Linked DNA regions of Homo sapiens: all the other regions are linked to region 4. A link is a loop called in an ENCODE intact Hi-C map of the cell type or tissue named here. Cell type or tissue: mammary epithelial cell. All regions are shown on one strand. Links, peaks and the distances in the headings refer to the core of each region. The heading gives the core; the rest is flanking DNA. Region 1 overlaps SPOCK1 (SPARC (osteonectin), cwcv and kazal like domains proteoglycan 1). Region 2 has its middle 68 kb from the start of CTB-1I21.1. Region 3 overlaps SPOCK1 (SPARC (osteonectin), cwcv and kazal like domains proteoglycan 1). Region 4 overlaps SPOCK1 (SPARC (osteonectin), cwcv and kazal like domains proteoglycan 1). Region 5 overlaps SPOCK1 (SPARC (osteonectin), cwcv and kazal like domains proteoglycan 1).

What was found. A loop is a pair of places that touch in the nucleus more often than their neighbours do. Peaks named below come from ENCODE experiments on the same cell type or tissue, not always from the same donor. Only the 100,000 strongest peaks of a DNase experiment are listed, where the experiment ranks them.
Region 1: a loop joins it to region 4, with 13 times the contacts of the local background. A loop is called at or near these places in 17 of 110 quality-filtered maps.
Region 2: a loop joins it to region 4, with 5 times the contacts of the local background. A loop is called at or near these places in 5 of 110 quality-filtered maps.
Region 3: it touches region 4 in a loop (9-fold over the local background); 7 of 110 quality-filtered maps call a loop at or near these places.
Region 5: it touches region 4 in a loop (7-fold over the local background); 6 of 110 quality-filtered maps call a loop at or near these places.

The regions. Positions count from the first base shown.
Region 1 is chr5:137,217,932-137,224,310 of GRCh38, reverse strand. The region is part of intron 3 of SPOCK1 (SPARC (osteonectin), cwcv and kazal like domains proteoglycan 1); the gene reads left to right. Among named protein-coding and RNA genes, the nearest start is that of SPOCK1, 280 kb to the left of the region's middle. RefSeq lists a silencer at 3,564-3,713. In mammary epithelial cell, for the core only: a CTCF peak has its summit at 3,693 (motif pointing right); DNase peaks (open chromatin) are centred at 3,630 and 5,640.
Region 2 is chr5:136,799,424-136,805,802 of GRCh38, reverse strand. No RefSeq gene overlaps it. Among named protein-coding and RNA genes, the nearest start is that of CTB-1I21.1, 68 kb to the right of the region's middle. In mammary epithelial cell, for the core only: a CTCF peak has its summit at 3,222 (motif pointing left); no DNase peak of the experiment used is centred there.
Region 3 is chr5:137,317,369-137,323,747 of GRCh38, reverse strand. The region is part of intron 2 of SPOCK1 (SPARC (osteonectin), cwcv and kazal like domains proteoglycan 1); the gene reads left to right. Among named protein-coding and RNA genes, the nearest start is that of SPOCK1, 180 kb to the left of the region's middle. RefSeq lists an enhancer at 3,495-3,994. In mammary epithelial cell, for the core only: a CTCF peak has its summit at 3,122 (motif pointing left); DNase peaks (open chromatin) are centred at 3,147 and 3,447.
Region 4 is chr5:137,072,653-137,079,031 of GRCh38, reverse strand. All of the region lies in intron 5 of SPOCK1 (SPARC (osteonectin), cwcv and kazal like domains proteoglycan 1), which reads left to right. Among named protein-coding and RNA genes, the nearest start is that of CTB-1I21.1, 340 kb to the right of the region's middle. In mammary epithelial cell, for the core only: a CTCF peak has its summit at 3,662 (motif pointing left); a DNase peak (open chromatin) is centred at 3,671; H3K27ac peaks cover 335 bases.
Region 5 is chr5:137,142,855-137,149,233 of GRCh38, reverse strand. All of the region lies in intron 3 of SPOCK1 (SPARC (osteonectin), cwcv and kazal like domains proteoglycan 1), which reads left to right. Among named protein-coding and RNA genes, the nearest start is that of SPOCK1, 350 kb to the left of the region's middle. RefSeq lists an enhancer at 2,571-3,770. In mammary epithelial cell, for the core only: no CTCF peak of the experiment used is centred there; a DNase peak (open chromatin) is centred at 2,683; H3K4me3 peaks cover 325 bases; H3K27ac peaks cover 2,554 bases.

The DNA of each region.
Region 1 (6,379 bases), core at 960-5,959, 140 kb before region 4:
ATCTCACCATTTTCCAGATTTATATTGGAGACATCCAGTGATGGACTGCATTTCCCTATGATTTCTCTTTCCTAATAAGCTTGTAGCCAAGTTCCAATAATATATTAAGCTGAGAGCTTTTCTTGTTAATTTCCCTGTAGAAAAGTTGTGGCAAAGCTACAGGGAGACTGAACTTAACAAACAGTGCTGAGCTATGCTGTTCCTCTTTCCAAAGAACCAGCCTCTCCCTTGGAGAGTAAGTTTGTTTAGCATCTGTTATAATGTTAGAGTGTTGCAGGAAATTGGAATCTCTCTGGCATCATTAGTTAGGGGAAAAAGACCTCAGGAATAAACTTCAAGAAATGACTCTTAACCATTCTCTTATTATTTAGTAGGTGCGTGCACTAAGGTGATTCCAACTTTTTCAGATTTAACTTTTTCATAAACTTTATTTTGTACATTATGAACTGATGCCCACAAATGACCCTTTTGTCCACTAGCTTTATATTTTTTTTTCAGATGTTCCTGAGTAGGCAGACATTCTGAACTCTGGCAGGGCATGTCAGCTAACGGTTCATGTTTTTGGCAAGACCATCACCTTTGCTTGTACAACCTTACATGTTTGAGCAATTTTTTGAACATTTAGAACATGTTTTTGCTCATTATTTTATCAACATGTGATAAAATGAGAATAATTTCATCTCATTGTTGAAAATATGTGTTGAAACCTGGGTCTCACAAATGTGGAGATAACATTGGGAGTCATTAAGCAGGCCCCAAATGGTGAATCATTAGTCTCAGATGGATGGTCCCTGGAATTAAGACAGCCAACTACGTAGTCAATTGTGAGGAAAGAGGAAAATAAAGGGCACAAATGAAGTGCTGAAAATGTGTCATCTAAGATGATATTTCAAAAGCTGAGTTATTAGGAATTTCATGCTGTTTTTAATACGTAGAGAACAGACAATCCCCCATAGCTACACCTGTTGTTTCATTGTCATGCTTTTTACTTTTTTTTTTTTTCATGTTATAGCACATTATGTACAGGGCTGCCTTGGATTATAGGGGCTACCCCTTTAATTTGTCATCAAAAGTTCATTTTTCTCATATCATGATTGGGAGAAAAGTGACAAATTAATTGATGGAAATGGTGGTCTGTTCCTGTCTCCATCCTCAGTCTCTTCCTGCCCAGTTGTTATCTCCTTTCCCTGCTTTATTTTTGCCATAGCATGGATACTTGTTTATCATCTGTATGTCACTGGTAGACTATTAGCTCCGTAAGAGTAGGGAGTTTTGCCATTCTAGATCAGCGTGTCTCAACAGTTTTTTTCATTATCACTTCCCTAAGAAGACTTAAATTTTTTTTTCCTAATTGCCTCTCCCCTTTCTGAAATTTAAAGCCACCAATATACTGTGTATCTGTTTAGATGCTATTTGTCTATCTGTGCTTTATATGTAAAAAGAAGTGTAAGATTTTGTTTTCATCCCTCAAAAACCAGTTTTCACTCCCTTGAGGGACAGTGTGGCCCCCTTTGAGAAAGCACATTCCAGACCTAGTGTCAAAAGGAGTACATGGAGCACAGTAGGTGCTCAATTAATTTGTGTTGAATGAATTTGACTTACCTAGGATGTCTGTCTTCATGAAAGTGATTAAACCCACACATAAATGATGTGCTTGCTGTTTTCAAGCACCTGTTTTTAGAATTTCATTGTCTTTTTTTCTTTTTCAGTAGAGGCCAAACAAATGTTGGCTAACCACTTGACAGATATGTGAAGGGGGTCTCCCTCTTATAGTTGTATTAAATCTGTGCTCTTCTTTTAAGAGTCTGATTATCCAGGAGAGGTAATGCTTTAATTGAGGGTCTTATTTAAACCTATAGATAATTATCCCTGATGATCTATGTATACACAGAAAGCAAATGTACAAATTTACTAAATGCTCTTATTAGCTACTGGTGTTAGCCTTTGTTCCCACTTAAGCTCTGATACTGAAACTGAACTGTTTGGTGACAGAGCCCCTGAGAGTATTTTGCTTGGCCTTACCCAAAGAGAGGTTCCCCCCACCTACTCTGAAGTGGGGGCGGGAATCAAATAGAAGCACTTAAACAGATCTTCTTAGTGTACTCTGGATTTGCCCAGGCAGCCTGTGTGTTTTTAGATCCCTTGATACTCTGCAGCTGCTTTGTCCTCTCTCCTGATGGCGTATGTATGTGACATGATAAAAGCCAGAGTTTTGAGTACCTTAAATAAAACAAGAAAACTCGAGGCTTCATGCTGTCCTCTGTGATGGGAATAGTAATAAAAGCATGACAATTGGTGTGTTAAAGAAGCCAGATACCAGGAAGACCTTTTCAGATGGAGTCTGATCAAGGCTTTCTCATCAGACAGAAACAAACCCAGTGCCTGAGCCCTGTGGAGGGTGGGCGCTGCTTCCCTGAGATGCTGTGGGAGGAATAACTGGTTGTGTACATTCCCAGAAGGAGAAGTATTCATTCATCATTTTCATTATTGCCTTGTTTCTCCACAGAAATATTTCAGATGCTAATTTTCTTGGAAGAGAAGATTGACATTCACACTTACTTTTATTTTAACAATTAAAGAAAAATAATGAATATTCATGCCAAGAAAATGAACTTAGTTACAGTCTAAACACATATCATAATGAATGGTTCTGATATTTGGACCCTCATGGCTGTAATAATACAGTTAAGTTCCTAAAATTGGAATCTATTGTCATCTCAGTCATTGACTGAAACTGAAAATATCTCATCGAAGATGTTGTGTAAAGGTCTCGGTTATTAGGAATTTCATGCTGTTTTCGACACCCGGAGATGAGGCAACCACCCTCATAACATATAGATCTGTTGAATTTTTTATTTGCTTTGTTGGGACAGATTCCTTGAAACAAGACCTCTGTGTGTCATATATATTGCCTTGTAATAATTTTCATTTTAGGGGGGTTAGGAGTGCTGTCTCTTCGAGTGCTTTTTTGCAGCTGGATGCACATGGCAGTTTCTGAAATGGGCCTGGACTTTTATAACATGAAGCCATGTGCTTTTCTTAGTAACTATAACTCATTGGTCATTTACCTTAGGATGGACAGACATTTAAAAGATGGAATTTTTGGAAGGTGCCAAAATCAGACATTTAAAATGGAAATTTCCAAGGCAACAGGCTATTTAGAGGAAACTTGTGAATCCTTTTAAAATTGGAATGCCTCCCCCATTTATGTTTCTACATAGATATTTGGGTTTTTATATTCCAGTTTTTCTCAAAGTGAGACACACCTATTTAAGCAGATATATTTCTGCTGGCCACGTTTCTGTGGCTGTTGGCTTACTGTGCTGGAGTGTTAAATGAGTGATTCTAAGAATAATTGCAAAGATGCTTTGAAAACATGGATATAAAGTCACACATCTTAATAAAAGTTGGGGGACTTTTTCACTAGACTTTCTTTAGAATGTTAACATTTTCTGCTCTGGAACCATGTGTGTGCCCGAGAAAGGCTGAGGATTCAGTATGGAGACTAGCAACCTTCACTTATTCACTCACTCACCTACCTATTCGCTGACACAGCCTCTTAGTGACCATTTGCTCAGTGCCTGCTGAGCAGTGATTCCTATCTAAGGTGCTGACGAAACAGATGACTGTGACTCAGTCCTTGTCCTTAGTGTCCTCACTGTTTAGAGAAACCCAACAATTACACTAGAGGGCAGTGGAGTTCATAGTGGTTAGGAGACTAGACTCAGGAGTCAGACCTGGGTGATGTGGGCCAAATTATTACATCCTATGTGATGTGGTTTGTTCCTCTATAAAGTGGGGTAAAATACAAACAACCTCACAGGGCTCTTTGAGGATTAAGTAATCTAAATCCATGTAAAGTACAGTTCCTTGCGTGTGATAATACTTAGAAAATGATGATCCATTCATGGCTTCACAGCCAGGTGCTATAGAGAGTGACTCAAAATGCATCCTGGGGGGCACTGCCAGGCAGGGCGACTCAAGTGAAAGGATTAGTTATGTACATGCCCCCCAAAATGAGAGAAGGTTGTTTTCTTTTTCCACAGATTTAACCAAAATGGTGCTTTTGGAAATGAGGAGTTGTCAATATGGGATGTGGAGGACATGATTTTGAGGTCATTTGATTTTGTTCTGCACTGCTCTGTCTCTGTGCTCCCCATCTTCCTCCCTCTGAAACATGGGTTCTTGTTGCTCTATCTAGAAACACCACCCTCCTGGGTCAGGAGATGCAACTGACCCCCACTAGATGGAGGGCATGGTGTCTAGATACCCTGGGCTATTCTTTCAGAATCTACTTCTGGGGCAGATGGAGTACTGGATGGGTTGCCCAGGGCTTAGAGACTAGATCAAGAGAATCCTGAAGGCCATGGCTCTAGAAAGGTTCACATTTTCTAATTACTTCTTCAGGACCTGCTCACTCTAAGGAGGCAAAGCAGCTCTAAAAGACACCATGGAGGCCCTATAAAATCATCATGTCTCTCCAGGAAAAATAGCCACCTAGGTTATCTTCAGTGAAGTAGACTAGGGGCCCAGCCAGGGCCAAGACCTCAGCTTCCTAAGCACTCAACACAGCCTGGACAGACATATGTTCAGTGAATACTTTGATCATGATGAGCTCTAGAACATTGGGCAAAGGCACTATGCCAGTTATTGTTTCTTCACACATCTGTGTGTTTTCTGGCAATAAGGTATACTTTCTCATGAAATTTGACCTGGAGTTTTGTTTGGTGGTATTTTGAGCTTCTATTCATTTGGAGAAAAAAAGGCATGATTCTTAATTGCTGTAATTTTACCTTCATGAATTCAGAAATGCGAGTCCTGGAATAATGAATCCCCTTTTATAAAGAAACATATTTGCAGCAATGCCAATTCCTGGCTCATTAGGCCCATTCTAGCAGCGGAGATGTCTGGCTTTCCCCAGGGCAGGACCTGCTAAGTGTTGGGATACTCTTACTTTTTCCAATCCCTCTGCCTCCACTGAACTCCACCTCTCACAAGGAAGAGTTAACATTTAATGAAAGGATCTTTTGACACCCACTGCCAGAATCCTGCTTACTTACCACTCTGCAAATAATTTTAAATGAGTGATTTTTGTCATCTTAGCATCATTAATTCAGGTTCACACAAAGAACACAGTGTATTTGTGTAAAAGGCTACTAGACAAATTAAGAGGGTGATGCTAGCATTTCCTGTGTGCAGATTTGGCAGCCGTCATCTATTTGGAGAGATTCCAGGTGAGATCCTAGGGAAGAGAGCTTTGTATAAAACAGGTTTCTTCTCATATGCCTCCTTAAGGTTCCCCCTTGCAGGTCTTACAACAAAGGAGTGCCTTGGTGGGGACCCTGCATTTTGTCTGTCCCACTTCAGCCTGCTTGGAGCCAGCCTGGGCACTGCTTTTTTCCTTGTTGATGATTTTCTTTCATATCACCATGCCGCCTCTGCCCAGGTACCTGGCAGCTAGTTACCTTTGGTGGTATTGTCTGGTATGGTGGTCTGATGAGAAGGAGCTCCTCCTTGGGCAGGTTTGGGACCACCTGTGCTTGTTGTACACCTTAAATGTAGGGGAAGAATCTGACTAGCTACTATAGGACTCAATTCTGGCAGCTTGCTTCTGCTGTGTCTCAGGAATGAGACCAGTGGCTCATTTGTTTGATGTAGCTGAGTCATACAACTTGTCAATTTTCCCAGCAAAGCGTGAATAAAATCTAGTCTTTCCAGAAGGATTAAATAAGTGGCATTGTTGTTCTTTTGCTTAATTCACAAGTTTTCTGGGATTCCAACTTCAAATATTTGTTACCTTGAAAGGAAGTTAATTTCTCAGCTTTACAAATTGTTCATTTCAATCAGAACAAAGCAGGAATGCTGTTTTACAGTTGTCATTAATTGGATAACTTGCAATGTCCAAGAACCATGTGTTAGGGCTGTATTTAGAGCAGTCTCCTCTGGCACCTGATGATGTGGTCATCTTTGGTATACCTTCTATTATTTCTCTCTGGTCAGTTAGAAAAGGCACTGTCCTTTGCATAGGGAGATCTTACCATCAACCCATTAGACCGAAAGTCAAGAGACCAAGATTCTACTTCCAACCCTGTCACTAACAAGCTGTGCTTCCTTAAACAAATTACACCCCTCTGATGGGATTCCATTATCCCAGAGATGAAGATAAAGGATCGAGCTTCATCTTGAACTCTGATTAGTCAGAAATGGATTTGTGGTCACAAGTCAGTGGGGAAGAATTCTGTAATTGATTAGCCATGTCTGCCTTAGGGGAGGAAAGGGTGAGTGTTGGCAATCCTGAGCTGGGTCTTGCCAAATCTCCTTCTCCTTCTCCTTCTAACCATCTATACCTATGTAGAAATATAGATGCGGTAAGGTTGGG
Region 2 (6,379 bases), core at 431-5,430, 270 kb after region 4:
TGAATGTATAATGTTCCCTTTAGTGACTTTCTACATTTTGAGATGTAATGATCATGCAGAGTTTATTACCATCTAAACGAATATGGCGAGTTGGTAGAACTTTGCAATTGTCTTTCACCACTGCTAATATCTGCCACTGGGGGCAGAAATAGAAGTTGTAGGAAGAGGAATAAATGCCTAAACTCACTTCTCTCTCTCCTCCCTAATTCACTCCTGTTCTCTCCCATCTCTCTTCCCTACAATGTGGCAAAACTGTTCTCAAGGATTCTTGCTTCCTTCTCCACTTTAATCTTTCTGCTTTCTTCTGTTAAATACTCAGAGCAGGTTTCCCTTCTTACCCTTTGGGAAATCTTCCTCCCTTTACTTAAATTCCATCTCTTTTTAAAAAAAAACCTGTGCTGGCATTGGACCAAATTCTAACCTCAGATATCCTCTCCCCTTCTGCCCAAACCAAATAATCCAGAAGAAGATAGAAGTAAAAGTAAGCACAAACATCTTTGTAAGTATGAATTGTAAAGTTATGAATAATGATATCTCAGAACCTCCATAAAATTTTAGAATGGTGTATATGGCATGCTGCCAGATTACTGACATGAAAAACCTCTTTATCTACCAAAATGTAAATAATAATAGTTTATTGAGGGTCTATTATGTGCCAAGTGTAAGCTTAGGTTTGGAATTCGATGATGAATTAGATATGATCTCTTTCGTGTAGGAGCTCTCTGTACAGAGGTACTGATAGGCACTCAAAATAAGAAATAGCAACATAATGTAGTCCTAAGATCACTCATGGGAGTACCAATAGAGGAGTCATGTGATGGTTAATTTTAGGTGTCAACTTGACTGAATTAAGGGATACTCAGATAGCTGGTAAAGCATTATTTCTGTGTATGTCTGTGAGGGTGTTTCTGAGAGAGGTTGACATTTGAATCAGTAGACTGAGTAAGAAAGATCTGCCCTCACCAAGTGTGAGCAGGCACCATCCAATCCATTAAGGGACCAGATAGAACAAAAAGGCAGAGGAAAACTGAATTTGTTCTCTCTTCTTGAGCTGGGACACTCATCTTCTGCCCTTGGATATCAGAACTCAAGATTATCTCACCTTTGAACTCTGCAACTTGCACAAATCCCTCCCCCAACCAAGGCCTTTGGCCTTGAACTGAGAGTTACACATTCAGCTCTCCCAGTTCTTCGGCCTTCAGACTTGGACTGAGCCAGGCTGCTGGCTTCCCTGATTTTCCAGCTTGCAGATCAAAAACTGTGGGACTGCTTAGCCTCCAAAATTATGTAAGCCAATTCCCATAATAAATACCCATAGATAGATAGATAGATAGATAGATAGATAGATAGATAGATAGATATAAATTTTTGAGACATGGTCTGGCTCTGTTGCCTAGGCTGGAGTGCAGTGGTGCCATCTTGGCTTACTGTAACCTCCACAGGATCAGGTTCAAGTGATCCTCCCACCTCAGCCTCCCAAGTAGCTGGGACTATGGGCACATGCCACCATGCCTGCCTAATTTTTGCATGTTTTTGTAAATATGGGGTTTTGCCATGTTGCCCATGCTGGTCTCAAACTCCTGAGCTCAAGTGATCCAACCCACCTCGGCCTCCTAAACTGCTGGAATTACAGAGTGAGCCATGGCATCTGGCCCCCTCTCACATATTGATATCTATTATCTGTATCTGTGTGTGTGCATGTGTGTGTGCGTGTGTGTGTGTGTGTGTGTGTCCTATTGGTTCTGTTTCTTTGGAGAACCTTGACTGATACAAGTGATTATATCTGGAGATTTGGGAAAAAATATCCTAGAAAGGTGACCTGCTAGCTGGGTTTTAAAGAGTGAGAGGGATTGGTAGGTTGAGTAAAATAATGAATAAACTCTTATGCAGAAAAAAGAGTAGGTATAAAACTTTGGTGATATTAAAGAGCAGAGCACATTTGGGGGAAGGCATCTTAGTTCATTTTGTGCTGCTATAGCAGAATATTTGAGACTGGATATTTTATAAATGACAGAAGTATATTTCTTACAATTCTAGAGACTAGGAAGTCCAAGATCATGCCATTGGCAGGTTCAGTCTCTGGTTCCAAGATGGTATTAGGTTGCTGCAAAAGTGATTGCAGTTTTTGCCATTGGAAGAAAGGACAAAAACCACAATTACTTTTGCACCAAACTCATACCTTGTTGCCGTGTCTGCTGAAGGGGAGGAACATTGCGTTCTCACATAGCAGAAGATCAAAAGAGAGTGAATTTACTTCTTTAAGAGCTTCTTATGGTGGCATTAATTATTCATGAGGGCTCTGCCCTCATATCTAAACACCACCAATTAGGTCCCACCTCCCAACACTGTTGCATTGGGGATTAATTTTCCTACATGTGAATTTGTGGGGACATATTCAGACCACAGCAGAAGGCAAGAAGTTCAGTGTGACTGGAGCACAGTATTACGAGGGGATGCAGGAAGCATGGCATAATATGAAGCTGGAAAGTGGGTAGAAGCTTCATTTTGAAGGTAGTATAAGGTATGTGAAGGCTTTTATCTTCTAGAGGGTGGTGAACCACTGGTGAGCTTTGAGAAGGGATGTGAAAGGATCCAACTTTTACCTTAGAAAGTTCATACAGAATGTAGTATGCAGAGTGAGGGTGAGTTGGGTATGGAGATGTGACAATGGGGGAAGGAACCCTGATCAGAACACTATGGCCATGGTCCAGACAAGAAAGAAGCTCAGATCACAACAAGGGATAGATGACTTCAGAGAACACAAACATTCTCCTTTCAGCTAAAACTATAATATATCAACATCATCCAAAGAACAAAATGTAAAAATGTTGAGAAGTTGTTTCTAATCTTTTCTGATAGGCTCAACTCTATTAAACTCTAAAAGGAAATTTTGCATTTCGCTCTATTTCCCCATTTGCATTTTATTGTTGTCTGCAGTAGTGAGAACTATACTAGAAAATATCTGCAGTGGTTTCCACCTAAAACAGCTTAACATCTTACTTTATTATGGCTCCCTTTTCATTTTGAAACAAGTTGGTCTGTGTGGATAAATCCGCCAAATAGAGAACCCCAGTGAGTCCCACTGGAAAACAGTTCTCTATGCCAGACACCAGTTTAATATTCCTTCAGTGGAAGGTGTCTCTCTGAGGGAAACCATATAAAAAATTGTTAGCCTCCTCTTGAGACCATTTCTGTTTTGTTTCTGAAACAAATTATGGGCCAGCAGTGCCCTCACCTGGCATCTTGAAATTATAGAGTGACATTCCTATTTTCAAGCACGGAGGAGGATTTTTACAGAAATAAGCCATTGGTAATATTAGTTCTCTCTCCTTGAAGACCCAAACTAATGAGTTACTTGGGGCCACAAGTTGTGGCTGAAATGGGGATCAAGAAGAAGCCTATTTTTCCATGGTCAATGTTAAGGAAGCAATTGAAGTATTCAGCAAAACAAACAAACAAACCTGAATTTGTTGTCTGAAGCTGAGTTCAAATGTCAGCATTGCTTCTCACCTACGCTGTGACCCTGGCAGGTCATTTTCCTTTTGCTCACCTTATGGAACCCTTGTAAGCATTAGATGCAAGAATGTATCTAAAAGCATCTGTAAATGGCAAATGTTCAATTTATGTCATATAAAAACCTGAAATTTCCCTAAAGGACTGTAATCGATACAAATTTTCTAGCAAGAAAAAAGAATCTGCTAGCAAATACCAAGAACTATAAATGTGTATGGGCCTTTCAAGCCAGTAACTACACTTTTAGAACTTATCATAGGAAAATTAAGTGAAATGTATAAAATGTTGTTTGCACAAAAGATGTTCATTATGGTGATATGTATAATAAAGTTTGGAAGTAATCTCAATGTGAATATCCAAGAAACTAGGGAAATGGTTAAATTGACTTGCTATATCTATGCCACATGTTGATGCTGCCATTTAAAAACAAAGTTTCAAGAAAATTTTAATTATATAAAAATACGATGTTAGAAGAATGGGCTGTATATTATATCAACTATAAGAGATGTAAATAAAAACAAATAGAAAAAGTATTTGAAATAAAAAATTAGATGATATCAGGTAATGGTAAGGATATGGGGAAAATGGGTACTTTCACATATTTCTAATAGAAGTGAAAATTTGAAACACGTTGGACAGCCTTTTAAATTTGTTAAAGTAAAAAAATATATAAATGCCTATGATATAAAAAGTTCCATCTGAGCACAAAAATGTGCATAAAGATATTCACCAACATCTTGTTATAACAGTGAAAAATTGGAAACAACTTGCTTGTCCACCCATATTGAAATGATTAAATGAATTACGATATGTGTGTTTGGACAGATCAGGTGATTCTGTGGGAGCAAACAACATCCAAGTCACGATGCCTTAAAAAAAGCAATAAAAAATTTCTCACACTGTAGTGTGAGTAAAAGTAACTCAACACATTTCAGCTGGGGCTCAGCTCCATCATCCTTAAGATGCAGACAGAACTGCACTGTCCCACATGGTAGCTACTAGCCACATGGAGCTATTGAGCCCTTGAAATGTGTCTAGTCTGAATTGATAAACACTGTAAGTGTAAGTTATATACCGGATTTTAAAGGCTGAGTATAAAAGTGTAAAATATTTATTTAATAGTTTTTCGTGTTGATTGCATGTTGAAATGATAATAGTTTGGGTATACTGGGTAAATGAAATACATTATTAAAATTAATTTTGCCTGTGTTTAACTTTTTTTAAATGTGACTTACGGAATATTTAAAATTAGATAACAGCTTAGATTATATTTTTTACTAGGCAGTGCTGGTCGAGAACACCACTAGTCTCAACAGCAAGTGAAAAGAGAAAGATGAAGCATGTGTCAGCTCTTAAAGCTTTTGCCTGGGAGTGACATATGGGACATGGGTTTATATCTCCTTGACCAAAGGCAATCATACTGGCAACCTGAGTTTAGTAGAGTGGGATGCTCCCATCCTACTATGTGCCCAGAGAGAGAGAGAGAGAGAGAGAGAGAGAGAGAGAGAGAGAGAACTAGGACATTGGAGAACAGCCCTCCTATCAACCACACTGTGGAATGCCACACAGGGGATTAAAATAATGTCAGGTCTCTACATGCTGATGTGAAAAGAGTCCAAGACAAATTGTTGAGTAAAAAAGCAAGTTCTTTAACAATACGTATTGTATCACACTGTTTACAAAACACATGCCCACACAGGCAGAACAAAATTGCACCTATTATGAGGACATATATTATACAGGTAACAAACTAGGAAAATGTCTGGAAGACATACACTAAACGTAAAACAATGCTTACCTCTTTGTAGGGGAGAGGTTGCTTTATCTTTAATGTTCGAATATCATACAATGAAAGCAAAGTGTGTTTGGGCAGTTTGGGCTGGATATCTTCTGTTTGCCCCTCTAGTTGGACTCTTTACACTCCCTGACCCTGTCCTATGCCCAGGGGTGTAGGCTGCATAAATGGGCTGCAGCCTTGATTGCTGGTTTCTGATGTATTTGGCCAGAGGAAGCCACTGGTAGGGAAGGGGAAGAGTGAGGCTGAGGCATGTATTCTCCTCCCAGTGATGTTGCACTACCTCCTCTTGCTGTCAGGAGGTGGTCCCTACACAGTTCTCTCTGTTTTGGGTTCTGACCATTGTCTTCTCCCACTCAAGCTCCAGGTGGCAATGTCATCCCCACTAATACCAAACCCTAGGTGCTGCACTATCTCTTGTGGTTTCCTTATATTCCATCCACTCTCTTATAAATAGTAAGTTTACTAAATTCTCTTCAAGTTACTCAACTTAAGTATATCCTGTACTTTTGCTGGGACTGTGAGTAATACATTTCAAAATGAAGAAAAAAATCATAGAAGAAAAAAAAACCTTGACCAAATTATGACCAAAAATGACAAAATTCTTTGCCTCACCATTTCTGGCATTAGGATTATCCGTATTTTCTGTGCTGTTGTACTTCTTTGTCATTACTAACTATCTCTATAATAAATATTACCTTTACAGTTCATTTAAAAAGGAAGTCTAAAAGGAAAAAAAACCAAGTAAATGAAGTTACCCTAAAATTGAATTTGAGGTCCTAATAATAAATTATTTGCTTAAGCCAGTGTCCAGAATAGTTTTTCCTGGGTTTTCTTCTAGGAATTTATAGTTTGAGGTTTTAAGTTTAAGTCTTTAATCCATCTGCATATGGCAGATGGTACCTCACCATGTTTTAGTTTGTATTTCTCTGATAATTTAGTGATGCTGAGCATTTTTTCATGTGTTTTGGCCACATGTATGTCTTCAAGTGTCTGCTCATGTGTTTTGTCCACTGTTTAATGGGGTTATCTGTTTTTTTCTTGTTGATTTAAGTTTCTTATAGATCCATA
Region 3 (6,379 bases), core at 591-5,590, 240 kb before region 4:
TTATTAGTGATGTTGAGTATTTTTTTTCCCATACATGTTGGCCATTTGTATGTCTTCTTTGAGAAAGGTCTATTTCAGTTTTTTAAAATACCCATTTTAAAAATTGGGTTGTTTTCTTGCTGTTATTTGAGTTCTTGATATATTTTGGATATTAATCCCTTCTAAAGTATGGCTTGTTATTTTTTTTTTCCCCTTCTGTTGAGCCCATGTCATGTCAATGTTTGTTTCATATATTTGGCTCCTCTAATGTTAGGTGCAAATATAATTATAATTGGTATGTCTTCCTGGTGAATTGGCCCTTTTATCAATATGTGATGTTCTTATTTGTCTCTTATGACAGTTTTTGACTTAAAGTCTATTTTGTATGAATACATATGACCACCCTGTTCTCCTTTGGTTACTTTTTGCATGGAATATCTTTTTCCACCCTTTCACTTCCATCCTGTGTGTGTCCTAAAATCTAAAATAAGCAAATAGTCTCATTTTCTTTTAAAAAAAATCCATTAAACTACCCTATGTCTTTTGATTGGGGAATGTAATTCAATTTCATTGAAAATAATTACCAATAGGGAAGGACTTACTATTGACTTTTTGCTATGGCTTGAATATGTTCCCCAAAATGCACATGTTAAAAACTTAATCCCCAGTGCAGCAGTGTTTGGAGGTGGGGCCTAATGAGAGGTGATTAGGCCATGAGAATGGAGTGAATGAAATAACAGTTATTGCACGAGTGGGTTTGTTATAAAAGGGAGAGTTCATCTTCCTTTTACTCTCTCTCTCTTGCTCTTCTACCATGTGATTCCTTTCACCATGATTCCTTTTACCACGTTATGACATAGCAAGAAGGTCCTTACTAGATGCTGGCCCCTCAGTGTTGGACTTGCCAGCCTCCAGAACTGTGAGAAAATAAATTCCTGTTTATTATAAATTGTCCAGTCTCAGGTTTCCTGTGATACTAAAATGGACTAAAATGCACTTTGTTTTCTGCCTGTCTCTTAGTGTTTTTGTTCCTTTTTTCCTCTTTTGATTTTTTTTTTGGTAAGGATATGCTTTGATTCCTTTCTCATTTTCATTTATGTATCTTATGTAGGTTTTTTGTGGTTACATGGGGCTTATTTTACAGTTGTAATATCTATTTTAAGCTGATATCAGCTTAGCTTCAGTCACATACAAAAATTCTACTCTTTGACTTCTCCCCTCTGTTTTGTTATTGTCACAAATTACATCTTTTGTATTGTGTATCCATTAACATACCTTTATAGTTATTTTTGTATTTTTGTCTTTTAACTTCTATGCCAGAATTAAGTGATTTACCTACCATTGTTAGAGTATTACAATATTCTGTATTTGTAATATTTATATATTTACCTTTACCAGTGAGTTTTGTGTGTGTGTGTGTTTTTTTTTTTTTCCTTGAGACAGCATCTCACTCTGATGCCCAGGCTGGAGTGCAGTGGCACAATCATGGCTGACTGCAGCCTCGACTTCTTGGGCTCAGGTTATTCTCTTACCTCAGTCTCCTGAGTAGCTGGGACTACAGGTTTTGTGCCAACATGCCTGGCTAATTTTTGTATTTTTTAGTAAGAATGGGGTTTTGCTATGTTGCCCAGGCTGGTCTCGAACTCCTGGGTTCACTGCCTGCCTCAGCCAATGAGCTTAATACTTATATATGCTTTTATGTTGCTGACCAGTGTTTTTTAGCATTCTTTCTTTTCAACTTGAAGGACTCCATTTAGCTTTTCTTATAAGGCGGGTCTAGTGGTGATAAATTTTATCAGCTTTTGTTTATCTAGGAAAGCCTTTAATTTTTCTTAATTTTTGAAAAACACAGACACACAAATCTGGATTGACAGTTTTCTTTTTCTTTTTTTTTTCTTTTTGACAGAGTCTCACTTTGTTGCCCAGGCTAGGGCATGATGTTGGCTCACTGCAACCTCTGCCACTGGGGTTCAAGCAATTCTCCTGCCTGACCCTCCTGAGTAGCTGGGATTACAGTCACCTGCTACCATGCCTGGCTAATTTTGTTGTATTTTTTTAGTAGAGATAGGATTTCACCATCTTGGATAAGCTCGTCTTGAACTCCTGACCTCGTGATCCACCTGCCTCGGCCTCCCAAAGTGCTGGGATTACAGGCGTGAACCACCGCCCTGGCCCTTTTTTTTCTTTTTTAATCACTTTGAATATATCATCCTACTCTGTTTTGGCCTGCAAAGTTTCTGCTGATATATACACTGATAGTCTCATGGAGACTCCTTTGTATGTGATGAGTTACTTTTTTCTTGCTTTCAAAATTCTCTCTTTGTCTAACCTTTGACAGCTTGATTATAATGTATCTCAGTGTGGACTTTTTTGGGTATGTTCTGATTGAGATCTATTTGGCTTCTTGGATTTGGATGTTCATTTCCTTTACCAGAGCCATTATTATTTCATACAAGCTTTCTGCCCCTTTGTCTGTCTTTCCTTCTTCTGGAATACCTATAATATACCTATTGGTCTCTGTGGTGTCCCATAGTAGGTCCTTTAGGCTTTCTTCACTTTTTTTTTTTTTTTCTGGTTGGTGTTTCTATGACTGAATAATTTCCAATGACCTGTCTCTGAGTGTGCTGATTCTGTGTTGCTTAAACAGTTCTGCTCTTGAATTATTCTAGTGAAATTTCCAACTCAGTTTTTGTGTTCTTCAGGTCACAAATTTCTTTGGTTAAAAAATACTCTTTTTCATTTTACAGACACTCTCATTTGTTTATACACAATTTTCCTGAGCTTGTTAAGCATCTTTATGGTGGCTATTTTGAATTGTTTATGAGATAATTCATATAACTCTTTTTCTTTAGGACCAATTTCTGGATATTTATTTTGTAACTTTGACTGGGCTGTGTTTCCCCATTACTTTGTGAGCCTTATAATTTTGTGTTGGGATTTGCACATTTGAAAACACAACCACTTTCCCCAGTCCTTATGGTTTTTCTTATAGGGAAAGACCTTCAGCAATCAGCCCAGCTAGAGATTCCAAGCGTCTCTTAACCTTTTGGGGAGAGAAATCTTTTCTAGGCTTGTGTGTGTAATTTCCCATTTAGAGAGATTTGCTGGTCTCTTTTTCAGGCGCTTGTAGCCTCTTGCTCCCTCTGGTGTCTGTATGAGGTATTTCAGGTTTTCTGGCGCTTTTTCTGGCATTGAGCTCTTTTCTGTTCTCTGGCTCCCAGGTATCCAAAGTTTTCTAAGTCTGTCAGCACTCTAAGTCAGGCAAAACAGAAACCACTCCTTCTAGCAGCCCTTGAAAAGCCAGAACACAATATATACATTCCACCCTTCCTTTCCCTCCCAGTGGAGAAGCCATGAGTTGGGTGCTTTCTGAAAATTGTGGCAAGCTGTGCTGGTGTCTCTGTGTGATACTACAAGTTCTCTGGTGCTGCCACAAGCTTCTGAGCTCTCTTTTGTTCTCTGTGGATACCAGGCATCCAAGGTATGTCAGTTTCCCATCAGCACTCTGAATCAGGCAGGACAGAAACCAGTCCCTTGGGCAGTTTCCTGAAAAGCTGGAACATTGGAAGTGTTTCAATTTCTTCAATTTCCCTCCCAAGGGAGAATCCACAAGTTGGACTCTTCTTTTTGATCATGAGCTGTGCTGGCTTGGGAGAAGGATTGATGCAGTTGGAATAAAATAGCTTTTTGTTACCCATTTCAATGTAGCTGTTCTTGATTTTGAGTTGCCTGGGGTACTGTGACTTCCTAACTGAATTCTGGAGTTCTCATAAAGGCTTTTTGGATCATGTGTTGTTTTTTTTTTTTTTTTTTTTTTGAGACGGAGTCTCGCTCTGTCGCCCAGGCCGGACTGCGGACTGCAGTGGCGCAATCTCGGCTCACTGCAAGCTCCGCTTCCCGGGTTCACGCCATTCTCCTGCCTCAGCCTCCCGAGTAGCTGGGACTACAGGCGCCCGCCACCGCGCCTGGCTAATTTTTTGTATTTTTAGTAGAGACGGGGTTTCACCTTGTTAGCCAGGATGGTCTCGATCTCCTGACCTCATGATCCACCCGCCTCGGCCTCCCAAAGTGCTGGGATTACAGGCGTGAGCCACCGCGCCCGGCCTCATGTGTTGTTGTTAAAGCTGGTGTTTCTGTTGTGAAGTGAGCTCTCGGGTTTCCTATTCTACTGTCTTGCTGATGCTACTTAAATAAGAAGGATAGTTTTATGGCATTGCATAAAAGTGTATCCTAGCATCACTCTACTGAAAACATAACTAGTTTTATCATTGATGCCTTCCAAGAAACCATTTACAAGTATTAAAAGGACTTGCTCTTGGAGAGATGTCAATCTGTTACTTATAGTGAACAATAAGCATATTGGAAAAATGTGTTAGATGAAAGAAAGGGGTAATGAATGGTTTTAAATTAATAGATCTTTCACCTAAAGCTAGCCATGGAGCATTGCTTGTAAATCAATTAAAGGCCAAAGGAAATATTCATCATTGAATTATATGGGTTTTTACCTAGAAGAATTTCCCTCAAAATGCAATTTCCCTGGAAATCTGTGAATCCTCAGTTCTCTGATGAGAGGCAGCTTAAAATTCAGCTGGGTAGTTTCTGTGATGTCTCAAACAGGCTCCATAACCTTCATGATATATAGTCTTGGAATTTGTGTGTGCCTCCTCTTTTCTCTGAGGGCAGAGATTGGACAAACTTGAACTGCTGATATAGAGAAAGTGACTTATGTTTTTTAGCTTTCAACTGCACTGCTTGGCAAATTTTAGGGGCTAAAGCATGAATTGTATGCCCTGGATAGAATGACATCTATTAAACGTCTTCTGTCACTGAGCAAGTCTGTGAATGAATGAACTTTGATTTCCTACAGAGAAGCAGGTGAATCGGTCAGTAAATCCACATTATTGAGTGTCTCTGCCCTCAGCAGCATGTCTTGGGATTAGGAAAAATTTTATCTTGACCAAGAGAAAAGTTTAAGGAGGGCCTGCTCTGTGCTGTCTCATATATGCTCTGGTTTTTAGAGTCTTAGCTTTCTCCCCAAACACTTTACTTTCAAAGAAGGGAAAATTAAACAATAGGCAATACTTGTTTCATCTTTGAATTCCCATTAATCAAAGGGTAGTCTCCTAGTAACATCCTGGATTTGTTTCTATTTCCACTTCAAACCCACTTGGCCATCTAAACAATTATCTGGCTCACCATCCACCAGAACCCTAGTTACAGGGAGAGGAATCTCGAGCACTCTTACCTCTTCTCAAGGTACTGAGAGGGATTCCCAGGAGACTGGGCTGAGAAGACAGACAAACCCCTCATTATAATCAGGTGGTCCCTCAGTGCTGCTACCTGGAAATAGGAATTCTGCTTGACATTCTAGACAATAGAGCCATGCTTTTTTTATTATTTAAGGACAGCCTTTTCTTTCTTCTCAGGTAGTCGACAGCTACCAATTTAAATGAGCTGGGTTTATGGATGGCTGCAGAAATCCTCTTTACTCAAACCCAGTATCTATCCATCAGCCACTGCGCAGCACTTTACTGTGGAGGCAGCGGGGGGACAGCTCATCAGAATCGCCCCAGTGGAATGTTACGATAGGAAAAAAGAGGAATGGATTACATATTTATGTGGTCTTTGAAAATGCAGTGGGACAGGAAGATTGCTTGTAACGTATGCAGTTACATTAAATGACTATTAACCTTCACTGGTTGCAGGTGTCTGGTGAATTCATTTGTGCTTGTGTATGTTGTGTGGCTTGAAAAATTAATGAGACTTTTTAAATAATCAAATTAAAAGTATTTGTTACTCCAGGTTCTGGTGAGCTATCAAAACAAAACTGGGTACAGCTTACAAAAATAAAGTGTCTACTGAGAAGAATAAAAATATGAATTGAGGGGGGAAATTGATAGCTATGCGGATCTTGGAAACTAGTTTCATCTGATGGAGTAAAATAAGAGAAAATATGCCCATCGTGACTAGTTTTATTTGTAGATTATGGTTAGTGAATTCTCTCTTTTGTCATGAATGCTTCACATTCTGGAGGAAGGAGGTGGCCTTGCAGTAATGTTTTATTTCTGTGAATGCCAGACTTTTCTTCAACCTGTTGACTTGTAGGGTTGACGTGTCAGACATGGTGAAGAACAATACCTGTGGAGCTGAGCCTTCATTTCCTGAAACGTGTGTCCAAGAGGCTTTTTTGACAAGGATGTTTTAACTATGCTGTGTACACCGTTAGAATTTCAGTTTTGTTTTTAAACATTCCCATCTGACTGGAGCTTCCCTCCATCCATTCCTGAAACTCACCTATTCCTGATCTGCTGAAGCCCATGTCCTCTCCAGTGTCCTGCATTGCACCAAAACGGCAGTAATATAGGTCAGGGACGAATCCCCTGAAGTCCCTGAAGGTTGG
Region 4 (6,379 bases), core at 642-5,641:
AAGCGTGGTCTGCAAGCTGGGTCACAGTAAGCATGTGTTTGGAGAGACATAAGAGATGTGAGTGGAGAGATATGTGGGGTACAGATCTCTGGGGACCTTTTCTGCTGGGCTAAAAGTCTTTACTTTTTGTCTGAGGATAGCAGGATACAAGGAATGGTTGTAAGCTGGGGTAGGGTGTCACAAACACATTTGCATTTTACAGAGATCAGTCCGGCATGGAGAAGCTATTGGAGGAAGAAGAGAATGAATGTGGGCTTTGGGGTATGGAGGAAGGAGCAAAGATTAATTGTCTACCATGTGCCAGGAATGCTGCCAGGCACTAGAGATCTAGAGATCATTAGTTATCCTTTCTACTTCCAGGATGGCTGCAGGAAGTAGGGATTATCTTTAGTGAGGAGGAAATGAAGACTTGGACAGGTTATGTAAATTGACCTGCCTTTAACCCCAGTAAGCAGTGGCGCCCTGGGTGTCAGATTCCCTACTAGGTTTGTAATGAGAGATGCAGACAGATCCTGGGCAGAGAGTTTCTCCCTACCCACCATCACAGCTGGAGAGGTGTGAGTCATGATAGAATCAGGTGCCACCTCAACTTGCCCTCCACCTCCGGTGAATTCTGTCTGTGGAGTAAACTGCCCGAGCCAGTGGGGAACAGGCAGCATGGAGAGGAGGCTTAGTGTGGGCTGGGTCCCCTGCAAGGAAACCAGGACAGCTGGAGAGACAGGCATCTCGAGGGCATTTATAGCTGCAGAGACATTTTAATTTTAAGCAGGTGCCAGCACCTCAGAACATCCTCTTCCTTTCTCCTAGCGCTGCCTGAGCCCACATATCCAGGCTGGGCGAGAGACATGTGAACGAGGTCTCTGCTCCCACATTGCCTCTTGCATCTCCCAAGTCTCTCTGGGATGTTTTGTGCTTTTTTCTATACTTGAAGCATCTCCTCTGTTCTCCTCCTTGTATTTCTTCTCTCTTTTCTTCCCTCCTCTCCTCTGCCATGCCTCCTCTACAGCTTTCTTTTCTTGCTCTCTCCTTCTTTCATTCTTATTTGTGTTCTTTCCTTTCTTACCCTTTTCCTTCTCATCTGTAAAATGAAAGTGATAGTCTCCAACTTCCTAGAGTTTCTGGGAAGATGATGAATTTATTTCAGCAACCTCTTCCTGTCCACTTTCAAGGTACAGCTTATATGTGGCCCTAGGGTGTATGAGCATGGACAGCTCTCTCTAGGAGCTTGCATCAGGTGGGAGTCAAGTTCGGAGACCAGATCCTATGAACAGAACTGTCTTCTGAGGCCCTGGCTGGGCCGCTCTGGACTGCTTGGGAGAGCTCTGATGATCACACTTCACAGTTAATCTGTTAGCTAGGAATAGCTGCAGGCCTTTATGCCTCCAGGAGAGGCTAAGTCTGGCTGCTGTCAGCTTCTGGAACACAGAAGGTGGCCACATCACCTGATTCAGGTCTGTGAGCTGATCAGCTTCACTTCTGTAAGTTGGCTTAGCTAATTGCAACATGTTAAAGTGGCTTTGACTAACATCACTATCACTAGTGACAAGTCACAGTTGACAAGCAAGGGTTGTATTTGGCTGACTCCATTTCTTCCCTGCCGGTCAGCACCACACAGCCGCCAGCAGGGCACCTCCTGTTCTCTCTCCCTTTCCCGAGCTCTGGCATAATTTCTGTCTCCTCTCTGTCCTCCTAGGATTCCTGTAAAGGCTTTGCCAAACCCCTCACTGTTGTAGAAGTCTGTGAGTCATTACACATAGCACTGGACTAGGGAGAAGTGAAGGGGTTGAATTAAAAATTAAATCTGCGGGGGCCGGGCGCGGTGGCTCACGCCTGTAATCCCAGCACTTTGGGAGGACGAGGCGGGTGGATCACGAGGTCAGGAGATCGAGACCATCCTGGCTAACACGGTGAAACCCCGTCTCTACTAAAAATACAAAAAAATTAGCCAGGCGTGGTGGTGGGCGCCTGTAGTCCCAGCTACTTAGGAGGGTGAGGCAGGAGAATGGCATGAACCCAGGAGGCGGAGCTTGCAGTGAGCTGAGATCATGCCACTGCACTCCAGCCTGGGCAACAGAGCGAGACTCTGTCTCAAAAAAAAAAATTTTAAATCTGCTACTTACTCACCTTGTGTCCCCGAGGCAGTTATTTGCTTTCTCTAGTTTCAGTTTCTTCATCTATAGAATGAATGTATTAACACCTGCTCTTAATCTATAGAATGAATGTATTAACACCTGCTCTCACATAGGGTTACATAAGATATATCCCATAAATAAACAAAAAATGTATAAGACACAGATGGTCCCTGACTTACAATGGTTCAACTGAAAATGGTATGACTTTAAGATGGTGCAAAGGAGATATGAATTTACTAGAAACTGTACTTTGGCTACCCGTCAACCATTCTTTTTTTTTTTTTTTTTTTTTACTTTCAGTCCAGTATTCAATAAATTACATGAGATATCCTACTTTTTATTATTAAATAGGCTTTATCTTAGATAATTTTGCCCCACTGTAGACTAATGTGAGTGTTCTGAGTACACTGAAGGTAGGCTAGGCTAAGCTATGATGTTTGTTGGTTAGACATATTAAATGCACTTTCAATCTCTGATTATTTTTACCTTAAGATGGGTTTATTGAAATGTAACCCCATAGTAAGTTCAGGAGCACCTGTACTTGTGATATGCTAGGCTCTAGTCAAAGATACTATTTCCTTCAAGAAGTAGATATGTAAACAGATAAGCACTGTCCAGTGGTGAGTGCAATGAGAGAATTGTCCTGGGGCACAGAGGCAGGAGCCTCAGAAAAGCTTTCCTGGAGGAAAGGCACTGGAGCCCCGTTCGGAAGAGGGGAGGGCTGCAGCTGGCCCAACTGTGGGCCTTCACTGAGAGCCCTTCGGGTCTGGGCTCTCTGCTGCATCCAGGCCTTGCATGGTGAGGCTGTGCATGGTCCCACCTCTCTGATGTACAGCAGGTTGTCCTCCCTCCATGGGGCCAGCCATCTCCTAGAGAGGATGACAGGCCCAGGAACTTCAAGTCCTTCCTCATCTGCACTATTCTCCGAAATCCCAGTTAAGTAAAAAATCCCACAGAAATTTAAAATGTCAAAATAGTGTCCAGTCCTAACAAAATCCCAGGCAGAGGAGATAACAGGGAAAATGTCCAGAAGTGAGAACAGTGGAGGTGAGCCAAGGCAGTTCCCCTTGTGTGCAGTTTGGGAGCTTAAAGCAGGGGCCAGGAGCCTGCTGGGGGTGGGCCTGCACGTGCAGGTCAGGGCTGCACTCCTCTCCACGGTGCCGGCCACTCTTGGTTGCATTGCCTGGAGGACAGCAAGACTCTCCACTGGTTTCGTCACACAGTTTAGAGAAACTATTCAGCCTTGCCTCTAAAACCAAGCCTGTGACAATCTGTACATGAACTGGACTGAAACTTACCTCCTCACTCACTAGAAAAGGGTGTGCTAAATCACTGACAAGATAAACAAGGTAAGAAAATGAGCAAAGCTAATTGCTGATATCAATCAAGAGAATTTTGTGCTTCTGGAAAACCTGGATCACTTGGCCCTTTAACAAATCCTTACTGAAGGTCAGCTCTTTACCAGGTGTAAGCCAGCCTGGATACAGCAGGAAATAGGATCCAGTCCCTGCCCCGAGAGCCGCCCTCTAGCGGGAGCTGCAGGAGGGACAGTAACTGCAACACCTGAGAGTGGCAAGCCACTGGGGAGGGAGGAGCTTAGGGAGGGAAAAGAGGAGTGGTTTCTGGGAAGAGTTCTCCTAGCACCACTGGGCAAAGCAAGTTAAATTTTCTTCCCCTGGCTATTAGTTTAATAATTATTCAATGTACAGAGCATTTAAAGAATAATGCAATGAATGCTGTATACCCGTCATTAAGATTTGACAGTTGTTGCAGTGGCTCACACCTGTAATCCCAGCACTTTGGGAGGATGAGGCGGGCAGATCTATTGAGGTCAGGAGTTCGAAAACAGCCTGGCCAACATGGTGAAACCCGGTCTGTACTAAAAATACAAAAATTAGGTCGGGCGCGGTGACTCACGCCTGTAATCCCAGCACTTTGGGAGGCCGAGGTGGGCTGATCACGAGGTCAGGAGATCGAGACCATCCTGGCTAACACGGTGAAACCCCGTCTCTACTAAAAATACAAAAATTAGTCGGGCGTGGTGGCGGGTGCCTGTAGTCCCAGCTACTCGGGAGGCTGAGAAAGGAGAATGGCCTGAACCTGGGAGGTGGAGCTTGCAGTGAGCCGAGTTTGCGCCACTGCACTCCAGCCTGGGTGACAGAGCGAGACTCCATCTCAACAACAACAACAACAACAACAACAACAAAATACAAAAATTAGCAGGGCATGGTGGCAGGTGCCTGTAATCCCAGCTACTAGGGAGGCTGAGGCAGGAGAATTGCTTGAACCTGGGAGGCGGAGGTTGCAGTGAGCTGAAATCATGTCACTGCACTCCAGCCTGGGCAATAAGAGCGAAACTCAGTCTCAAAACACAAACAAAACAAAAAGATTTGGCAGTCGTTAGTATTTTGGCACATTTGTGTACTCTTGCTTTCTGTATATACATACGTACTTTCCCCTGAACTAGTTAGAAGTAATTTGCAGCATTGTGACACCTCACCCCTAAGAAAAGGGGTGTTCTCTTATATAACCACCTTAACCTTAGTAGGTATTATGCCTGTAAGAACATTCCATAATATCACCTAGCATATAGTTCACATTAACATCACAGAAATTCTTCCCCAAATGTTTGTATAATAATGTGTTTTGTATAATAATTATTAGTCAAGGTTCTGTTAACTTTCACTCATTTCATTTGTTTCCGATTTTTAATTTATTTTAATTAGAAATGATTACTCTAGTATGATAATCCACCTGCCCCAGGTTTGTTTGGTTTGCTTTTAGAGTTCAGACTGTTATAAAATGTCCTCAATTTTGGATTTGTCTGTTTCCTAATGCATAGAGTCGGGTTCAACCTTTTTAATACAGTGCCTCACAGGTGCTACTGTGTATTTTCTTTTGTTGCATATTAGGAGGCACATGCCAGCCTGTCCCGCCGCCAGTGGTATTAGCTTGGACCCTTGGTCCCTTTGTTAAGGGGTGACTGCCGTTTGTTTTATTGAAAGTGTGCATTTTCTTCTTTGTGTAATAATAACACTATAAGGAGACATTTTAAGACTGTGTGAATGTTTCATTCTCTAATAACTTTCACCCAAAATTTTTAGCAAATATTAAATGGTCCTTTTCTGACTCAATTAATTACATGAGGAGTTTCAAAATGGTGACTTTCTAACTCTAGCCTTTCTTTTAAATTTTGTAGCTGCTATTCTCTTGTAAAAAAAAAAAGCATTTTCCTCTTTTACATTTTTAACAGCTTGGTCTTCAAGAAGTTTAAGGCTCTGACTTATTTGGAAGCCTTAACTCATAGAAATGTGTGTGTACCACACAGAGGGAGAGAGGGAGAATAAAAGACTGTGCCGTGGGTCACACACAGGCCAACCATCGGTTCCACTAAGATGGTCCTTCCCGCTCTCCTCATCCCTCTCTAGCTTCCTCACTGTTTCTCAAGTGTAGTCAAAATCTTCTACCCTGGGCCTTTGTGCTTCCTTTTTCCTTGACCCTCCTTCCCCAGAGAGCTGCATGACTCACTTTATTCTGTTCTCTGCTCAGATGTCATCTTTCCAGAAGATTTACTGATCACACCATACATCATTCCCTCTCCTTTATTCTCTGTCTCTTTCTCTCTCTTGCTTAATTCCCTGACTCCCATCAATGCCTGCCATGTGAACTTCATGGAAACAGGCCTTTGTCCCATTGGTTCTACACCTAGACCAGGGTCTGGCCCATAGTAGATGCTCAGTGAATATGTGTTAAATGCAGAAAGGAACACATGTATTTATGGATGTTCAATAAGGTTCTAAATGAGACCAAAGACCTTCCCTTGTTTCTGTGCATAGCTTCTTCCAGATGAACACTGAGCCACTCAAGCTCTGTGCAGAAATGGGTGGTTATTCTCCCGTCAGCCAGGAACAGCATGTTGGCATCTGACTGGTGCAGTCAGCAGCCGCTCACTTCCTGCCCAATTATTAAAGCCGGCAAAGCCTCAGGATTGCTCCCCTCCACCTACTGTGACATGATTTTGGGTGAATAAAAACAAATCAGAATTCATCAACTGTGAACAAAATTGTCAACTGTGAACTGTCAACAGTCTGGCTTAAAAAATGGATGATAGGTTGATGAAATACAGTGGAGAAAGCAATTTGAATAAAATGTTAAAAATAATACCCAAAGCATGAGAGGCAAAGCAGAGTGTGGTGTGGTAGAGAAATGTACTCGGTTGAGACCTGTGTGAGCAATGAACCAGAAAG
Region 5 (6,379 bases), core at 766-5,765, 70 kb before region 4:
GCATCTCCCCATTAGCAGTGTGGAACATACGCACACTTCACAGAAACCCCTCACGGAAGGAACCACAGTCAGTTCACCTGGTCACTATTGTTTCTTAAGTCAGAGGGAGTTAAGTTCACAGGACAGCAGCATTGCCTTTAAAAGCAGCTCGCACTTTTGTATTCATTATAAAAGTAATACAAGCTTATTAAGATAGCCAGCAATTTGGCTTTGATTTCTGATAGCTCAATCTTTTTTTTTCACAGGAAGTCTTTTTTTATGAGGTCTTCTGGGTAACATGAATCTTGGGGAAGGTGGACAGAGGGGTGTGATACATTGCTGCTTGACACTTTAATCATCACCTTTATCCCCATCAGAAGTTATTTTCATTAGTGGCTTAGTGGCTTCAAGTATCAGCCTTGGTGTGAGACTCGCCAAGATTAAAATCCAGGCTCACTGGCTGTGTGACCACAAACAGGCTTAACATTTCTCTGTCAGTTACCAGTTGGTAAATTAAGAATGATCTGATCTCTGTATCAGTTTCTTTATTGTTGAATTAGGATAATAGTACATTATTCTATAGTTGGTCGTTGTCATTGTCTCCATGTCAGCCCCCTAATTGGGTGACAGAGTATGTAATGTTCTCCCTCCCCTTCCTTTCTATTTAATTCCCCCTTTCCTTCTACTTCCTCTTTCCACTCCCATCACACTTTCAAAGGGAAATCAATTTCTTGATGGAAATGCTGAGTGAGGGTCCTTGTCAGAGCAGCTGGGGAGCAGGGAAAATGTGAGATGATAGCTTTGAGAAGGGAGGCTTGGCTGCCCAGGCTAATAAAATTTTGTGGTTGTTGATTTTATGACACACATTTCCACAGCTGCTCTGGCAGACCCCTCTTAACGCCTTCTTTTCTAATGATCAGGACATGTAAATTACCATGTTGGGCTTATCAGTGGTTGCTCATAATGTCTTGCTTTGCATGTGAGCAGAGGGGCCAAGCAATTCCCAGACACTCTCAGTAGTGGGTAGTCCTTAACTCCTTCATCTCAGAGACACATGCCAAGATCACCCAGGGCTGGACACCTGCTCTGGACCCTGGCCATGGTCATGGCTTGTCATTGTCTCCTTGCTGCAGACAGGATATGAGATAGAGGGCAATCAGGAGAAACTGAGGGCCCTGGTCTGTGAGTGGGGCAGAGGCTGTGGCTGTCCGGAGAGGAAGGGTAGGGAAGGGAAAGGCGCTTCTTTTGGAAGAAGGCAGGTCTGGTTCTGAGTACTGGCTTTGCCATTAAGGCTTTATGGTGCTGGGAAGTTACTTTACCGTTTCAAATTGGTTTTCTCATCTTCAACTTGCCTTTTCACTTAATTTATCATAAATATCTACCTATGTTACCAAATATAGATCTACTAGTTTCTGTAAAATAGTTGCATGATGTTTAAAAAATGTATTATGTTATTAACTAAACCATTTCCCTACAGTTGGTGTTCTGGATTGAATGTTTTTATCCCCCTCAAATTCCCACGTTGAAGCTCCAATTCCTAGGATGTCTGTATTTGGAGAGGGGGCCTCTAAGAAAGTAATTAAGGTTAAAAGAGGTCCAAAGAGTGGAGCCCTGAGCTGATAGGATAAGTGTCCTATAAGAAGAGACACGAGAGAGGGCTGGCTCTCTGTCTCTCCAAGTGCTTGCATCGAGGAAAGACCATGTAAGGACGTAGCAAAAAGCTGGCTGGCTGCAAGCCAGGAAGAGGGCCCTCCTAGAACCTCACCTTACTGGCACCCTGATCTCAGACTTCTAGTCCCCAGCACTGTGAGAAAATAAATTTCTGTTGTTTAAGCCACCAGTCTGTGGTACTTTCATTATGGCTGCCCGAGCAGACTAACACAGATGGACATTCAAAGTGTTATAATTTTCCCTTATTACAGATTATTAAGATGAACATTTTTGCCTAATATGTTCACTTGCTGGGTCATAGGATGTTTCTTTTTTCCCTTTTCTCTTGTTATAATTTTTATGTATACCAAAATGTTGAGAGGATACTATAAACTGCTATACACCCATCTACCTACATTTAACAATTGTTATCATTTAAGGGCACAACCAAAAAATTGACCCCCAAAAAAGGCTGTTATCAATTTATAACCCTCTCCCCCACCTCACACACACACATACACAAATAATGTAACAGAGAAGATGCTTTTATCTTTGACACAGAAAGAAGTCCCCAGGACCTCAGTTTAAAGGGGAAAGAAAAGGTCTCTTCCCAGGAGGGCTATCTTTGGTCAGACTCATCTTTCTCTCCTCTGCCTCTTTGTCTCTGTCTGTCCTGTGTCCCTCCCCACCAATTCCCCAATCCTTAAATGCATGAGTCCAACCTTTATGCCACTCTGCTCTCTGCCCTATCCAGGCACATGTCTAATAGGCCCTTTGTTTGGCCTCGGAGAACTTGGCCAGCCCCTTGAATATGAAAGGAAAGAATTGTGAGGAGGCTTTCCAAGCTGCCATTCTTCTCTGGTTACAGCAAAAATCCTATGGGCAGAATCTTCTATTTTATATTCTGAGAGGCTCTGTCGTCAGCTGGTGAACAAGCCTCTCTGGAGACAAGGGAGGCAAGATGCATGCACGGGTTACCATGGGGACAGACAAGCTGCAATAAATGTTCCTGCTCATAGCTTGACGAGGTTTTCACAGTTTGGTGTAATTTCTTTGTCAGTCGTCCATTAAGTCACTCCTAATGAATCACTGGGAGTGTCTGCTCTTCACGTGAACCTTGGGATCGCATGACTCAGGCAGAGAGCAGTCTTAAAAGCAACAGCGAGACAACAAGGCATCTTTAACTGGTGGACTTTTTGCAAATCGAGTGGCCTCTGGCCTGAGGAAGATTCTGGAACTCACCAGAGTGGGCCAGGAGTTCAAGCTGCTGTTTTAGATTAATCTTTTGCTTACTGGTCTCAACAGGTATCTTGTGCCTCCCGGAATCCTGTGTGGCTTGGTGTTCCTGGGGAGAGGGAGGAAGGAGGTTCCTGGCAGGAGAAAAGGGGTTCTAAGAGTTGACCACTGGGCCTTTCAGCCCTGATGTCCTCTGTCATTTGGCGGACGAGAATATATGTAGTGTGTCTGTTCTTACTAAGTGCCACTTTCTACATAAAATGCATATTTAGGGTTCCCTCTTCCTGCCCCTCTCCCCCGACTTTAGTCTGGTCACAGGTTCTTGCATGCTGGGTTGAAGGCACTGTGGAACTCAAAGGCCCTGGCTCCCCAGCATGGTCCCTGTGGCTCCAAGGCCCTTCAGGACCAGGCTCAGCCTCTTCTCCAGCCTTTTTACTCACCGGCTTGCTCCAACTGCTGCCAGCCTCATGAAACACTTGAATTCCTTAAGCCTGCCACAAACTTTCTTACCCCTGGAAAGACAACTTCCTGTTATCTGGAGTGTTCTTCCTCATCCTATTATCTGGTTTAAACCTACTTTTCCATAGATGTCAGTCTGTCCAGGAAGTCTCACCTGACCCCCTGAAAGGCTGAATTAGGTACCTTACCTGTCTCACCTGTCTCCTATGTTCAACGGTGAACCCCTGGAGAGCTGGAAGAACATCTTTTTGCTCACCTCTTTGTATTCACCTTTAGCCTGCAGAAAGATTCTTCACGCTGAATGATACTCTGTAAATATTAATTGAATAAACACAAATGTGTGTGATTTCCCCCAGGTGAGGAACCCTTTGGGCCACCCCACAAAATGGAACCTTCTTCTCATCTGAGCATCTCTGAGGTGGTATCAAGCTCTGCTGTGCTAGGTGTCATGACCCTTTGCCAATTAGCCTATAGGATGTGCTCAAGAAGAGTGCAAAGGCTTGATTCAGGATTTTAAAATCAATGTAGCTAATTAAAAAATAACTCGTTGAACTGAAAAACAAGTTCAGAAACAATTAAGATAATTAAAATATCACCACCTTAATTGAGACCAAGTAGTGAGCTTAAAAATAAAATTAATCAAAAAAAGTTACATGGAACCAGTAATTAACTGGCTTTTGAATTCAATGCTTTACAGCTTAACAAATCTCTTTAAATTAATTCATTCTTGGTTTGTTCCTTGAGAAAGGTTTCTGTAAAAAGTCATTTTGAAAAAAATAATTGGATTTGTGCTGGGTGCCAGTTGACTCTTGAATAGTTCTGCATATAGGTGGGAAAGATAAAATTAACCTTTGGTGGGCGCCTGCTCTGTGCTAGGGATGCTGTCCTGTTTGGGTCCACAGGAGTCCTGCAGGTTTGGTGATAGAAGAGGTAGAGAAGACACAGGGCTTTGTCATCCTCTGGGGATGTCTGCATCCTCTCACTCCTTGTATGCGGAGAGAGATTGAAACTTGGAGCAAGTCCCCAGGAAATCAATAGCACCATGACAAGGAAACTTTGAACTCTGCTCAGGGCTGTCACGCTCAGCTGCCTCTCCTACCTTCTCACCTACAGTTTCCCCTACTTATTAAAAGGCCTCTCAAATGCCACTTATTATTCGGATCTCTTATCCTTCCCTTTTCAAAGTGCAGCCACAGTCCTTTCCAGTACTGGTGCTGGGTGCCTTTCAGGAGCATCCATCACCCTGAGCCTTGAGGCTGCTAGGTAAAACGTATTTGGGAGGCCTGAGTTTAAATGGAAATGACACACTCCTCATCCCCTTTCAATCCCAGTGTTGCTGTTTCTCAAAAACAAAATGCGGCGAGGTGATTAAACAAATGCTGACAGCTTGATTTGTTACTGTTTTGTTGCTCTGTGAAGTTCATTTACTCTAAATAATTTGCATACATGTTTGAAGTATTCAGACCCCAGTAATTGATTTTTAGCAGACTTGATTTCTGTATGCAAATTGTTAAGTATGTAGGGAGTTTAATAACGAACAGTTTTTATTTATTAGTATTTTGGGTTGGAGGTTTTTTGTTTTTAAAGAAATGTTAGCTTCCAGAAGTGGAGGGTGGTCTACAGGAGTTAGCCTAAGGTAGGGTGACAGATGGCAAAACTACAGGAACAAAATTGACCAGACCATGGTTCCTTTGACTCAGTTGGGGGATGGCTGCATTCAGAGGGGGTAGGCTGAGGGCTCAGGTGTCCAGAGCTGGGCACCCCAGCCTCTGGGGAAAGATCAGGGCTGGTGACCTCATCCTGTGGGGTGTACTGAGAGGGAATCGTGGACCATCCTCTGCAGCACTGGGTAATCTGGCTGCCCCCTCCTTTTACCCAGTAAGTCTCATTCTGCCCCCAAAGCCTCTTAAGAATATGGTGCACTTGGGCCCTTGGCATGAGGTGAGCCCCGCAATCAGCTTTTTAAAGAAGATAGTAGGAGATTCTCATGCTTCAAGCATACACTGGTGAAGAGTTTGGGTTCTGGAGTCACAGACCAGGTTTGTCCTGCATCTCTCATTAGCAATTTATTTTTAAGACTTGCACATTAATAGCAGCTACCTCCTTTGGTGGCTATGAAAATTAAATGTGGTAATCCAATCAGAGTTCACTGCCTGTATGTCAAAAGCACTCAGTGAGTGTTAACTATGGTTCTTTGTTATTATGAAAACTGATTATTTACTCTGGGAAAAAAGACAAACACAAAAAACTTAATAAACACATATGAGGTGCTTAGCATGTTCCAGGTCTAAGTACTTACAGATATTAACTCATTAAATGTTCATGACAACCACCAAGCAATAGCAGGTGCTGTTATTATCCCCATTTTTACAGGAGAGGAAAGTGAGGTATAGCAAGGTTAGCAAGCAGCAGAGGCAGGGTTCAGTCCCAGAAGCTACTCTGCCTTGGAGTCCGTGCTGTTCCAGAAGCTACTCTGCCTTGGAGTCTGTGCTGTTCCCGGATCTGCTCAGCTGATTCATGATCCTTGTGATTGCACTGTCCGTTGAGACCACCCGGAGGACAGTGTGGCATGTTAACAAAGTTGGATACAGAGGCAAAAATAAGCTCAAATTCTGCCACAAAGCTTGTCATGTAGTACTGCAGATTTTGACACCCATCACCCTAGGCCAACCTGTTTTTCTCTGTCTCTGACATCCACTCAAGTGAAAATCTCAAGTTCTCTGCTGCAGCACTTGGCATCTGTTGGGGAAAATGCCTCAGCTGATAACTATGACTGGGGCTGCCTGTGGTCTAGTCCCCAGGTTTCTTGAGATCTATAAATGTCTTCATCCTGTGGTGTGTGGAAGTGTGAGAAGGGGCAATGAAGGACTGACATGTCCTGCTAAGCTGTTCAAGCAGCAGAAACGCCATTGGATGTTGTGTGTTCAGAACCCTTGAGAAACTTTCATCATTAGTGGTCATCTGGTAATCATTCTTAATTGTTGACTCAATTTTGAATGATTCTTGGAGAGTGAGTCAAAGTTGGCTGAGCTGCAGCCCCAGGGTTGGCGTGGGC